Linked DNA regions of Homo sapiens: region 2 is linked to region 1. Evidence: chromatin contacts called from ENCODE Hi-C or POLR2A ChIA-PET data. All regions are on one chromosome and are shown on one strand. The core of a region is the stretch at or near the end of the contact, and the rest is flanking DNA. Distances in the headings are between cores, read along the strand shown.

Region 1 (7,213 bases), core at 2,392-4,891:
ATTCCTTAGCCAGGCGCGGTGGCTCACGCCTGTAATCCCAGCACTTTGGGAGGCTAAGGCGAGCAGATCACTTGAGGCCAAGGGTTCAAGATCAGCCTGGGAAATATGGTGAAAAAAATTAAAAAATTAGCTGGGCATGGTGGGACACACCTGTAATCCCAGCTACTTGGGAGGCTGAGGCAGGAGAATCGCTTGAGCCTGGGAGGCGGAGGTTGCAGTGGGCCGAGATAGTGCCACTGCACTCCAGCCTGGCCAACAGAGAGAGATTCTGTCTCAAATAAATAAATAAATAGTTGGAATGGGAACAGATTTTTCATAATCCATGACAGTGAGTCTTCTGCCTTTGTCCTAATTTATATACAAGAATTTAGTTCCTCCGAATTTTTTTTTTTTTTTGGAGAAGGAGTCTCGCTCTGTCACCCACGCTGGAGTGCAGTGGCGCAATCTCAGCTCACTGCAAGCTCCACCTCCTGGGTTCATGCCATTCTCCTGCCTCAGCTTCCTGAGTAGCTGGGACTACAGGTGCCCGCCACCACACCAGGCTAATATTTTTGTATTTTTACTAGAGACGGTTTCACTGTGTTAGTGAGGATGGTCTTGATCTCCTGACCTTGTGATCCACCCGCTTCGGCCTCCCAAAGTGCTGGGATTACAGGCATGAGCCACCACGCCCGGCCTCCTCTGAATTATTTAATAGTGGCCGGGGGAAGCTTTTGAGACTGGAAAGAACTATGATAAACTAAAGGTTCTATTTCAATACTTAAATATTGACTTCCAGATTAATATTATAGAAATAAAAATTAAAATCTAGAATTATAAACCTTACTGGATGGGTGAGCATTTGGAGCATACCTTTCAAATTCATTACTGAAAGTATGTATAAAGAAGTTTACATCAGCCCTTGATGTTTGCTAGTTTATTTGTGCAACAGACCAAATGGATATGCTATGTTACTCAATTTGTGGCCTTAATAGCTTTATTTTTCAAAGGCACTGGTTGTAGAACATAAACTATAATAAGGTCAGCAGCAGTTAGTGTGGCACCACTAATGATATAATATGAAAAAGGGGCCTTCTCCAAATGATTACAGGATACGAAATTCTTGCCTGTAACTGCTGGTCCAAGTTCTCACCTTCCTGAATGACTACTATAATTTTTCCCCCAAAAATTGCTCATATATATGCTTAGGGTGACCTGAACGACTATTCTACTTAAATTTATTTACATTTTATTAAGACAATGCAATAAATTAGGTCTAAATATTGTTAGGATCACAAATATTACATGTAAAACATTTAGATAAAATGAGATTATTTCCAATTAGGGGAATGCCCTTTGATCCTTCACTTATGTTTTGGAAGCAGTGCCCTGGACCATCCACGATCTGCTCACTTTGAGAAGGGATCCCTCACAATCCAAAGGTATGAGTTTCTACTCTGAAGGGAACGCATGCATCCCCATCCAACAGCTTCAAAGGGCTGCAAGGGACCACAGTCTTTTTTAAAAAGCTACACAAACAAAACTCAAGTTTCCCCCCCAGTGTCCCTCATCTTGCCTACTTTAATTTCAGATCCTTTCCTTAACCTGCCCTTCATGAATCAAGCCTGTGTCAATTTAGAAACAGGAAAAAAATGTTTGATGCACATTACATATCTTTTCTATATGAAGTTCTTATGAAGGTTCCAAAAAGAGAAGCGATAAAGGAAACAAGACCCGAACACACCAAATATATAATATGTAGGCCATTATAATGCTTTGGCCTACTAGCACGGGGAAAAAAAAATACCTGTTGGGCAAAGCATGCAAATGACTGTAAAACATCGACAACAGCCATGCAGAGTAGTAATTTCATGCAAATCATTTTGTATACTACAAATTCTAACTTTCGAAACGACGAAAAGTCATAAACTTTGCTACAGTTTGGTTTATAGTGACAAAGTTCCATTTCAATCTCTTCTTTCCGATGTATTAATAAACATCCTAAAACTGCTTGTCTGTTCTAACCATTAGATCACTGGTTATCATTAGAATGAATTAGTGCTCACATCTATGTTGTAGTTTCAATAGGTTTTTAAAACAATTACTCCATTCCACACAATGTGGAATTATCCTATTCCACAGACCAGTTCCCTCCCCGACAAAAAGTGTTACTTTTACTTTAAAAAGTATATGACCAACATATCTCTGGTTCTGCCAAATTATCAGTTTATGTGCTGACTCAAACTGCCATTTTCATAAGATGAATTTTCAAAGAAGCTAACAAAATAAGCTCTCCAAACATAAAACTGTAACTCACAAGGTATATTCATCTACAACATGGGTAAAACCCGAAACTTCTATTTCGGTGAAGGAAGGATGAAAATAAGAGCTATCCATGCCCTAACGATTAGAAAAATTGTCCGGTTAGAGGGGAAAAAAAAAACCCTACACAAAGTTTCTTAAGCCCAGAGCCTAGCCAAGAACATGTGCATCCCCAGAACGCCAATGTAATAAATGCCTTGGAGAGATCGGGGCACACAAGTTTTTCCCTCAAGCGCCAATGGCTGAAGTACACATATAGAAATAGAAATCGCAGACAGCAGCACTGTGGCAGAAAAAAAGAGAAAAAAGGACTGATCTGGATGTCAAGAGACGTTGGTTTTAAGTCTCTTGGCTCAACAACTCCCGGAGTGACCTTGGGGAAACCTCTCTCTAGGCCTGTTTCGTTATCTTTAAGAGGCGACCTGAAGTCCCTTTACATTAACTCTATTCCAACTTCCAGTGATTCGAAACAGGCTTTAGGACTGCTTCTAATCAATGCCAGGAAAAATGAAAAAACAAAAACAAAACAAAACAACAGGAATCAGGTTAAATGGGTCAGAGGCCCCTAAGTGGATATAAAGCAGCTGGGTAAAGGGTAAGTGGACGCCGACCCAGCAAAGCACTGAGCGCGGCTTGGAGAGCGGGGGTGGCTGCGGGAAGGCCGGGGGTGGGTCCGTAGGGCTCCCGGCCCGGGCAGGAGGTGGAGCCGAGGCTCTCGCGTGCATTGTCCCCGGGAGGGAGCCATGTTTCTTACTCCCCGGCACTCCCAGATGGCGGCCGGGGACGCGGGCCCTAAGCAGACCAAAGCCCCAGGGACCTGGAGAGCCAGAGGACGCAGGCAGCAAGGAGGGAGCTCCAGTCCGGGTAGGGGCTGTCTCCCGGGCTGCGGTCCCCGCGACGCACCCGGAGGCGGCAGGGGGAAGGAAAGGCCCCTGGGGCGACGGTTCCGGGCTACGCGCCTCCCAGACCCCAGTCGATAGAGTGAGAAGGAAACCCATGCCCAACCACCGGCTGGGACAGCGGCGGGCAGGCCGCATCGGTCTCCTCTCCCCGCGCGGGCCGGGCGGCGGAGCAGTGGGAAGCAGGCCCGCGCTCTCGACCTCGGAGGCCTCGGGCCGCCCCAGCCCGGCGCGCCCCGATCAGCTACTCACCGTTGGCGCGTTTGAGGGCATTTTCCGGCCTCTGAAAATAGGCCGGCATCTTGGCGGCAGGCTCAGCTCACCCGGCGTCAGCGAACTCTCTAGTGGCCCGGGCCGGGAGAGGAGACGAAGGGGAACCAGCGTAAGGTCCCACGCGCCTCGCCAGCAGTCGCCCGCGCCCAGCCGGCCAGAGACGGAAAGGAAGGAGCCACGTGACCTCCCCGCGGCGGCCCTGCTGCCGCCCAGGCCCCGGATGTAGGGGGCGGGTCTCCGTGCGCGCAAGCGCGCTGGCGTCACGCACGCCGACAGACGTGGCGGCGCCGGAGTCCTAGGCGCGCAAGGTCCAGTTCCCGTCTTGGGCCTGTCCTGGATAGCGTTAGGGAGACAGTTCACAGGCTCTTCAATCTTCGAGCGAGAATTAGGGTGGGAAGGGTGAGTGTGGGGTCAGAGTTTCTGTCTGGAGAACAAGCAAACGTCTGCAGATTGGTTTTCAAAGCGACTTGTGCGGAGTCGTGCAGTTACAGTAAGGTCCCATCCAGCCTGGGAATCGCCTGTCTTGGCTACGTGAAAATGCTGAGTTTAACGAAAACGCAGTGAGCAGGTGTCATCAGGTCAGCGCCGCTCAACCGTGAGAGACAATCATGGGGAAGAGTGACGCCTAAAATAAACAAGCAAGGTTCTTTTATATCTTGGTAAAGTAAAAAGTTTGTGTCACAGGGATTGCCTTGAGAAATGGAGGCTCTCAGAGGGGGCGAATGGGGACAGCGACCTGGCAAAGGGCGAAACGCCCTGGAGCACAGCAGACTTGCTTGGTGTTTGAAAACACACGGAAAGGAGTGTCGTCACTTTTTACATACAGCGCACGTCACAAACAAATTAAGAAAAATTAGTGTTAGTGAAAAAAATCAATCTGAGAGGCCCTTTTATTGTTGCTTAACAATTTTAATGTTCGCAGACGAAGTACTTTACCTAGAATTTGAAAACCATTTGAACCGAATCTAATTCTCAAGCCCTTGGTACGAAATAAAGGTGAGCTCAGAAGGAAAAAAATTTTTTTTTTTTTTGAAACGGAGTCTCGCTTTGTCGCCCAGGCTGGAGTGCAGTGGCACGATCTCGGCTCACTGCAAGCTCCGCCTTCTGGATTCACGCCATTCTCCTGCCTCAGCCTCCCGAGTAGCTGGGACTACAGGCGCCCGCCACTGCGCCCAGCTAATGTTTTGTATTTTTAGTAGAGACGGGGTTTCGCCGTGGTCTCGATCTCCTGACCTCGTGATCCGCCCTCCTCGGCCTCCCAAAGTGCTGGGATTACAGGCGTGAGCCACCGCGCCCAGCCCAGAAGGAAAATTTAGAAGGCAGCAGTGAAATAGATTATTGTCAATGTATTACACATTTAATAGACGAGATATGTGAATTAATGAATGAGGAAATCGGCCGGGCATGGTGGGTCGCGCCTGTAATCCCAGCACTTTGGGTGGCTGGGGCGGGTGGATCACCTGAGGTCAGGAGTTCGAGACCAGCTTGGCCAACATGGCGAAACCCCGTCTCTACTAAAAATACAAAACTTAGGCCTGGCGTGGTGGCTCACGCCTGTAATCCAGGCGCTTTGGGAGGCCGAGGCGGGCGGATCACGAGGTCAGGAGTTCGAGACCAGCCTGACCAAAGTGGTGAAACCCCCCCCCCCGTCTCTACTAAAGTTACAAAAAATTAGCTGGACGTGGTGGCGAACGCCTGTAATCCCAGCTACTCGGGAGGCTGAGACAGGAGAATCGCTTGAACCCGGGAGGCAGAGGTTGCAGTGAGCCTAGATCGTGCCACTGCGCTCCAGCCTGGGTGACAGGGCGAGACTCCGTCTCAAAAAAAAAAAAAATTAGCCGGGCGCTGTGGTGGGCGCCTGTAATCCCAGCTACTCGGGAGGCTGAGACAGGAGAATCGCTTGAACCCGGGAGGCAAAAGTTGCAGTGAGCCAAGATCAGGCCACTGCACTCCAGCCTGGGCGACAGAGGGAGACTCCGTCTCAAAAAAAGAAAAAAAAAAAAAAAGAATGAGAAAACCACAGGATATACACACAAAAAGCATTTCCCCCTCATTACTTCTGCCTCCACAAAGATGGTTTTGTTTTGTTTTTTTATTTTTCAACATGAACTGTTCTACTACAGGAGAGGTTTTTCTATTTATCTAAATTGATCACTATAAAGAAAGAAGATTTGGGAAGTATAGACATGGACCCAAAAAATCACAAATTCTAAAGAAGTTTATTTTAAAATTAATTTCAGAGAGCTCATCCTCCAGAACGCTTAGACCATTCTATGTGTCTGAGCTTACTCAACAAAAAAATAAGAGCTGGGCAGGGTTGATATAAAAACAAGTACTGAGAAGCTATAGGAACTGTTTTATGGGCAGGATCAAGAGACTTGTTTGTGTATCTAATAATTAAGTCAAAATTAAAGAGTGAAACATATGAGCACATACTTCTTTTACGAGATGTAGACAGAGAACTATTTAGAGATGCAAACAAAATAAAGTTGACCTAAAAAATCAGAAAAAAAGCTTGCTGACATTCATAACTTTACGTTATCATTTCTCAAAGAAAATAGTAAAATGGGCCGGCATGATGGCTCACGCCTGTAATCCAACACTTTGGGAAGCCGAGGCGGGCGAATCACAAAGTCAGGAGTTCGAGACCAGCTTGGCCAACATGGTGAAACTAAAAATACAAAAATTAGCTGGGCATGGTGGCACGTGCCCATAATCCCAGCTCCTTGGGAGGCCAAGGCAGGAGAATCACTTGAACCCTGGAGGTGGAGGTTGCATGAGCCAAGATTGTGCCACTGCACTCCAGCCTGGGCAACAGAGCGAGACTCCATCTCAAAAAAAAAAAAATAGTAAAATGGCCTCATTCGTTATTACTCATTATTTGGTATGCCTACAACAACACAAACACTAGAAACTTGGGAGATAGGTGGGGCGCAGTGGCTCACGCCTGTAACCCCAGCACTTTGGGAGGCCAAGGCAGGCGGATCACAAGGTCAGGAGTTTGAGACCAGCCTGGCCAATATGGTGAAACCCTGTCTCTACTGAAAATACAAAAATTAGCCGATTGTGGTGGCAGGCCCCTGTAGTCCCAGCTACTTGGGAGGCTGAGGCAGGAGAATCACTTGAACCCGAGAGGTGGAGGTTGCAGTGAGCCGATACCACACCACTGCACTGCAGCCTGGGCGACAGAGCGAGACTCTGTATAAAAAAAAAAAGAAAGAAAGAAACTTGGGAGATAAAATGAAATCCAATATCCCTACATATTGATCCTTTTGCCTTTCAAATTATTTAAAGTATATAAAGCATTTAGTAATATAACAAATGATCATATATGTGTATTTAAATAAAATTATGTACGGTCTAGTGGCATTTTGGGAATGAATAAAGGTGTAACATCAATTTCCAGGATAAATTTACCTATTCAACGAAGGTGGCCAGGCGCAGTGGCTCCCGCCTGTAATCCCAGCACTTTGGGAGGCCAAGGCAGGTGGATTGCCTGAGTTCTGGAATTCGAGACCAGCCTGGTCAACCTGGTGAAACTTTGTCTCTACTAAAAATGCAAAAATGAAAAACCAAAAAAAAAAAAACTAGCCGGGCGTGGTGGTGCTCACCTGTAGTCCCAGCTACTCAGGAGGCTGAGGCAGGAGAATTGCTTGAACCCAGGAGGTGGAGGTTGCAGTGAGCCGAGATGGAGCCACTGCACTCCAGCCTGGGCCACGGAGTGAGACGCTGTCTCAAAA
Region 2 (7,213 bases), core at 3,064-5,563, 360 kb after region 1:
CTGCTCCTTCAAGTCAAGGAGGACGGGCCGTGACCACTGCTCCCTCCAGTTGCCTCCATCCCAGCAGCCAGGGAAGCTGGGAGGGGGCCTGGTGGCCGCTATCTGGGATCAGTCCTGGGAAGACTTGGGTCGGGTCACTGCCCACAAGCAGAATCGGAGTGGCCCATGGTCCCACTCCATGCTGTCCTCAGCTTGCTCTGGTCTTCACCCCCTCTCCCCACCCACCTCAATCCCACAGGGACCTGGACATTGTAGGGCCAGGGGTCCAGATTCCACTCACAATGAGCAGTGCCCTTCAGATTTTTCTCCCAGTCCTTCTGAAAGAATTTTGAAAAATCTCTGTGATGCTGCATTTTAAGTAGACATTTGAAATATTCCATCATATTGAAATAGTGGCAATTTTTGATATATTGAAATTGAACAGTTACATTACACTCCTCAGGGGATCCAGTGGAATCTCTAGTTGCTGTAGCCAATTGATTTCCACCTGCATTTATCCAAAAAATGCACAGAAAGCTCTTTAGTGATGAGGAATTTTCTATCATTTCCTTCACTCTCTCCATCCCCCCAGAATGTTAATAATATATTTTTTTGCCTGAAAGTCTTTCACTGATTAGCGTACATCTCTGAAACAAATATATAGATACATACAAGAGTTTTTGAAGTTCTCCTTGACCGTAAGTCTCTAAGTGTTAAAATAACTTCTCTGGCCGGTTGTGGTGGTTCACACCTGTAATCCCAGCACTTTGGGAGGCTGGGGCAGGCGGATCACCTGAGGTCAGTGGTTTGAGATCAGCCTGGCCAACGTGGTGAAACCCTGTCTCTACTAAAAATACAAAAAGTAGCCGGATGCGGTGGCACGCGCCTGTAGTCCCAGATACTTGGGAGGCTGAGGCTAAAGAATCGCTTTAACCTGGAGGTTGCAGTGAGTCAAGATCACCACTGCACTCCAGCCTGGGCAACAGAGTGAGACTCCGTCTCAAAATAAAATAAAATAACTTCTTCTGTCGAGTTGCCATTGTAATTAGTAGTAGATCTCATTTCTAATCAGTCCTTTGGAAGCAGGGGTTTTGACATCTGGAGTGGGTCGCTACAGTCATACTCGGGAGGGGAGGAGGCTGCTTTTCTTCTGTAACTTGGGAGAAGAGTTATTGAGAAAGGGCAGATGGGAGGGAGATCCCAAAAGATGCCAGGACAGAGCATCCTGATGTGAAGAAATCCAAACCCTTCAAACTGCGGACAGGAGGGAACCCCCTGCTCGGTCCTGGCAGACCCCGACACGCAGCCCAGTTTGAAGACCTTTGCAGTGGAGCTCATCTTGGGACCAAGAAGGTTTTGAAAACAAGAAAGAATGGTCTTGATGACATGCCCTTCCCCCCATACCATCCCCCCATTTATGTTTCTGTTTTGTTTTCATTCAAATGAAAAGAGTCAAAATTTTCCCTAAGGGTTGAACAAAGAATTCTCTACGTGATTGCCTTTTATTTAAAAAGAAAAAAGAAAGCCCTCCAAGTTCCAGCTCGTCTTCTTCCGGGGGAAAGAGAACCACAGTGCCTCCTCCCTGGCTGTGACCACTCACCACGGCCTCTCTTTGGGCTCCGTTCTGGCCAGTGCCCACTAGTGAGCTGCCATGCTAGCCTGGTGGCAGCCGGCTTGTTGAGATGATGGCTGCTGCCCTTATTTGGAATTGTTAACACATCAAAAGAATGCCATTTAAATAACAGCAACAAAAGTATTTTATGATAAATAAGGATACACAAACACCAATTATCATTTGATGAGGCTCACTGGCTGGATTTGGGTACATTAACCACTCCGCATGAGGACAGCTGCCATCAGTTAAATAAACAAAGCTGGGTGGTTGAGAACTGGAGCCTCCATCCAGATCCTGTGTACTGTTTGCCCCATGGCTTAACTGAGTTGCACACACTCTCCTCTTGGCTGTTCTTTTACCCATAGAGAAGACCTTTTCCTATAAAAGCAGCTCCTCTGCTGGCTCTCCCCTCATCCTGGGAATGCAGAGGCTCCCTTACTTGTGAGCAAGATCCTGTCATCAAGAGAGGAGACATTAGGGACAGGATAAGGCAGCCACACCTATGCCATGCCCCGTAGCTGTTCTTTCTCCCAGGCTGTAGCGTAGCTGGTGTTGGGGGATATGCCAGTCTCCTGCAGGCCCCATCCCAAAGGGGGTCTTTTTCCTGTGTCCCCACCTTCTCCCCTTTGATCCTCTCTTCCCAATTGCACAGCTCCCTTCATTCCAGGCCCTGTTCTGCCTTCAGGGCTTCCTGAGACCTGCAGGGTCTTCTCAGCCTTGGAGTATCCTCAGACCTGCAGTCATTGATGTGTGAACAGGGGCCATGACTGGCCTTTTCCTAACTTTCCCAGTCACCCTCCAGGATTGGGAAATGCCTGTGGCAAACGGCAGTGTTGCTTTAAATTACTGGAAGGAGAAAAATTAGCTGAAGATCATTTTGACTCAAACCAGACAGCCTGAGCCAGGAGGTGGGAAGGAAACACACTGTGGCCACTCAGGCCTGATTAGCCCGAGGGGTCGACCCAGATGCCAGTGTATCCTACCTGCCCAGAATGCCCACACTCTGATGCTTGTTGTTTTTCCTTTCAGAGATCTGAAACCTGAAAACATCCTGTTAGATGATTATGGTAAGTCTTTTCCTACTCGGTAGCTGAGGTGAGCATTGCAACCCCAAGAAAGCAAAGGGCCTCCCAGGGATTCTCAGAGAGGGCTGGGGAAGCTGACCACGGGCCCCACTCCCACTGCTCAGTGCTGGGTACCTGGGGAAGGGGGAAAGCTGTGAGTGTGAACAGAGCTCCGCTTGGTGAACAGGCAGTGTTCAGAGAGACTTTGAAATTCAGAGTTTTTGAAATTCCCTTTGACCATAAGGCTCTAAGTGTTAAAATAACTTCTGGCCGGGCGTGGTCTCTACAGTGCACTGAACAAGGAGTCCAGAATTTCAGAGATGCTGGGCAAATACTTAACTTCCATCAAGTTCTCCACCTCTCATCTTGTTTGTAAAATGGAAACAAAGCGTCCTGCCCTGCCCTGCCCACCCAGAAGGAAGAGGGTGGTGGAGAGGCTTCTACATGACAGCTTGAGAGGGAATTGCTTGTCAGTCTAGCCAGCTGTAAATGTCTCAGGCATTACGTTTGTGCATTACCATCATTATTTTCTCTTGGCTGTGGACACTGAATAATAAGAACAACCACAGTACCCCTCACAGCTGTTTAGCCTCACACCTGGAAAATAGTTCCTATACCTTCTTTTTTTTTTTTTGAGACAGAGTCTCACTTGCTCAGGCTAGAGTGCAATGGCGTGATCTCGGCCTACTGCAACCTCTGCCTCCCAGGTTCAAGTGATTCTCCTGCCTCAGCCTCCCAAGTAGCTGGGATTACAGGTGCACGCCACCACACCTGGCTAGTTTTTGTATTTTTTTTTTTTTTTGAGATGTAGTTTTACTCTTGTTGCCCAGGCTGGAGTGCAGTGGTGCAATCTCAACTCAGTGCAACCTCTACCTCCCAAGTTCAAGTGATTCTGCTGCCTCAGCCTCCCAAGTAGCTGAGATTACAGGCACGTGCCACCACGCCCGGCTAATTTTTGTATCTTTGGTAGAAATGGGGTTTTGCCATGTTGACCAGGCTGGTCTCAGACTCCTGACCTCAAGTGATCTGCCCTCCTTGGCCTCCCTATGTGCTGGGATTACAGGCATGAGCCACCGGTTTCCACACCTTTGATCTGACTAGATCTTCCCACCTGCACAGAGAAGGGCAAGGCAGCATCTCTGTGCCCATTTAACAGATGACAAAACTGAGCCTCAGGGGAGCCATCCTGCCAAAGTCACCCAGCAGCATCAGTGGGGAGCTGAGGGCAGAAACTGGGTCTCCTCCCACCAGGCCCCAGAACCTGGCAGCCCCCAGTAGAGGGAGGGGAGAAACCGGGTCGCTGATGACCTGAAGAGAGGTCTGCATGGGATACTGCCCTGTGGAGGGGCGGTCGGAGGGCCCAGGCCTGCCGCCCCTCTCTGGATGTGCCCGGTGCCTCCCTTGGTCTAAGAACCAAGCCCACGCTGCTCCTCTGCTATCCTGACTGTCAGCCCCCACCGAGCCAGGGAGTCCACACGGCTCCAGCCTGGCGGGGTCTCGACACTGGCCCTTGCTGACATCTAGGCTGGAGGGATGGGGGTGGGGCCCTGGTGTCCATAGGCAGGGAAGGGAAGGGGACGTGTTCCTTCCTGTGGGGTAAGTTGTGGCCGCGACCCTGCCCAGGTGGGCTGTGGGAGGGACAAAGACCAAAGTGGAGCCTCAGCTCAGCGTCTCCCGCTCTGGGGGCTCAGTCCTGGGCTGTGAGCTGGGATTCATCTCCAGGCTCTGCCAGGTCAGACCAGATGTTTTCCCTTCTCGTTTCTCTAAAGTGAAAAACAACCAATCTCCAGAGACCAACAAGGCAGGCCGGGGAGCTGCTTCCCAAATCGTTTTATAATTTTTTCCCCTTAAGCAAATTGTTGCATAATGCCAGAAGAACCTCACATTTTTCCCATGAAGTAATCCCAGAACCAAGCCAAGATTCTCTGACCTCAGCGTTCCAGGAAGCCCATTCAGCCTTTGACTAGGCAGGTCGGTCAACGTCCAGCCGGGTCCAGGCATCCTATTGCATCTTTATGTTCCACTCCTGAAGAGTGGGCATTTTCCTGTGTCCTCCCACACCTGCACTCTCCCAAGGCTCTTGTGGTCACTCTGAGATGGCAGATTGGGGTCCCTGTTGTCCTTGGACAGATGAGAATGCCGAGAGCTCGTATGCCTTGCCCAAGGGCACACAGCAAGGCCGGGTGCCCATGCGGCTGTCCCAGGGACCCACTGACCCTGCTGTCCCCCTCAGGCCACATTAGGATCTCAGACCTGGGCTTGGCTGTGAAGATCCCCGAGGGAGACCTGATCCGCGGCCGGGTGGGCACTGTTGGCTACATGGGTGAGTGCTGGGCTGCCTGTGTCAATGCACCTTGAGACCCACCACCTGCTCACCGCCGGCCGAGCCCCCAGAGCCTGCCCGCAGAGCCTCTCGCCTCTTCATGCACTGCTGATCACACACAGAGTCACAGTCTCTGCAGGGCTGCTGGGGGGCGGCCTTAGCCAGGGGGAGGGGGAGCACAGGGGCCCCAGATGTGATGACTGCTCTGAGCTCTCTGCACTCCCAGGCCCCCAGCCCCACCTGTGTCCAAAGCCAAGCCACTCTTAGGGGTCGGGGCCTGGCATACAGCGCTGCTAGGGGAGGCCACATTGAAGCAGGGGTCTGGGAGGAGAGGCCTTTGAGAGGAAGGAGGTAATTCACAAGAGCCCGCAAATGAGAGGCGCGCACAGCTGCTGTGTCACCAAGCATGATTCCAGTAGAGAGCAGCCTTGGGCTCCTGCCACCTTTCCTCAGTCTGCTCTGAGACCAGCGTCCTGGGGGTTGCAGGGAAGAGACCCAGAGTTAAGTCCTGTGCCCTAGAATCCCCCGTCCAATTGGGGGCACGCCCTGGGCTTCCTCCTGTGCATTTCACACACCTACCCTCCTTCCCCTGAGAGGCGCGTGCCCGGGGAGCAGGCACGCTGCCGCCCTCTAGTCAGGCTGGTACTGACAGCAGCTGCACAGGAGGTGTGCCTTGTCTCTGGTGCTAGAGGGTCCTTTTCAGATTGCATGACATTTGGCAACCTGTGGAGTGTGTGTCTGTGTGTATGTGAGTGTGTGTGTGCCCACATGAATGCTGATCGATGATTGATAGGTAGGCGGGTGGGCGGGTGGATGGATGGTTGGATGGATGATGGATGATGGATGGGTGGATGATAGATCTGCCTACCTGTGTGTGCATTTGCCTGGGTCTCCTTTTGCAGAGTGTTCCATGCATCTGTCTGCCCCGGCTCTTGTGTGCAAACCAGCACATGTGTGGATGCATTTCCCTCCAGACATACGTGCTGATGCTGCAGAACTATCTTTTCTGTATTTCTATGGTAAATCTGTAATTCGGTTTATCAAAGTGGTACAGAAGACATAGCAAGAGATTGTTTGAATTACAGATAAATTTAAGATCATCTTTAATTTGGGTAGATACACCTTTATTCATTGAAACAAATATACTGATAGCACCTGTTCTGTGCCAGGTGTCATATTGTTACGGTAGTGAATAAAGTAGCTCATGTTCTAGGCGAGGGGACATCAAGAGTGCAGGACACCTCCATCCACGGTGGTCAGAGTTCTAAAGCTACAGTCAAAGTCCTTCGGGGGCACAGAGGAGAGTCATCAGGGCAAGCTCCCTGGAGGGGGTGGTATTCACAGCAGTTGGTGGGGTAAGAGTTGGTGGCGGCCATGAAACTCCAGGCCTTCTGTGAGCAGCGCCACCAGCTGTCTCCCTCCTCCTCACTCCTCTCTCCTCTCCTCTGCCCCCAGCTCCAGAGGTCCTGAACAACCAGAGGTACGGCCTGAGCCCCGACTACTGGGGCCTTGGCTGCCTCATCTATGAGATGATCGAGGGCCAGTCGCCGTTCCGCGGCCGCAAGGAGAAGGTGAAGCGGGAGGAGGTGGACCGCCGGGTCCTGGAGACGGAGGAGGTGTACTCCCACAAGTTCTCCGAGGAGGCCAAGTCCATCTGCAAGATGGTGAGCTCCTGGTGGCCAGATGCCACCCTCAAGCTGGTGGCTCCCCTCCCTGGGCCTGGCCCCAGTCTGTCCCCAGAACAGCAAACAGGCTGAAGGGACAGGGGTCTGAGCATGGGGGTGGGGGTTGCAGCCCACCAAGCTAGAGTTGAGGGCACTCCTTGCTGTGGACTGGGGTGGTCAGCGGAGACTTCCAGGAGAAAGCCTGGGTGGGGCAGGGACACCCAGGAACCAAGGGAAGAGGGGTGAGGGGAACAGTGTGGAACACCCTCACATCCAGCCTGTGGGGGGGTCCACACAGGGCGGAGAAGAGATGGTCTGAGCTGGTGCCCCAGACACAAAGCAACCTTGGGCCAAGCCCCGGCCCCTGCCCGTGGGCCTCCTGCTCCCTCCACCTCTGGATCCTAAGGTGTTGGTTTAAGACGAAGGGCTACAGGGGGTGGGGGCGACGATTTCAGTCTTTGAACATCTTATAACAAAGTTTTCCACCACTAGATGGACTGCTGGTCACGCCAGCCTGGCTCCTGCATGACAGGGTCTAGGGATAGTGAGGTCAGACCCACCCAAAAGC

Evidence for each region. A loop is a pair of places that touch in the nucleus more often than their neighbours do. ChIA-PET counts read pairs that join two places held with the same protein, here RNA polymerase II (POLR2A). Pooled maps may share reads with other maps.
Region 2: a pooled map shows a loop between it and region 1 (2.0-fold over the local background). The contact joins the enhancer-like site here to the promoter of EIF3A in region 1. A Hi-C loop is called at or near these places in 8 of 50 pooled maps. POLR2A ChIA-PET finds 5 or more read pairs at or near these places in 2 of 52 experiments (AG04450 and GM10248).

Annotation. Positions count from the first base shown.
Region 1 is chr10:119,077,176-119,084,388 of GRCh38, forward strand. It overlaps EIF3A (eukaryotic translation initiation factor 3 subunit A), which reads right to left and starts at 3,642. Exons shown (of 22, transcript NM_003750.4): 1 at 3,453-3,642. The coding sequence starts at 3,501. RefSeq lists a silencer at 3,107-3,366 and enhancers at 3,372-4,134, 3,562-3,856.
Region 2 is chr10:119,437,108-119,444,320 of GRCh38, forward strand. It overlaps GRK5 (G protein-coupled receptor kinase 5), which reads left to right. Exons shown (of 16, transcript NM_005308.3): 10 at 2,624-2,661; 11 at 4,892-4,981; 12 at 6,437-6,645. Among named protein-coding and RNA genes, the nearest start is that of MIR4681, 63 kb to the left of the region's middle. RefSeq lists an enhancer at 6,972-7,213. Within about 2 kb of position 4,314, at least 15 of the 41 ENCODE cell types and tissues checked have a DNase peak (open chromatin) inside an H3K27ac peak, as active enhancers do.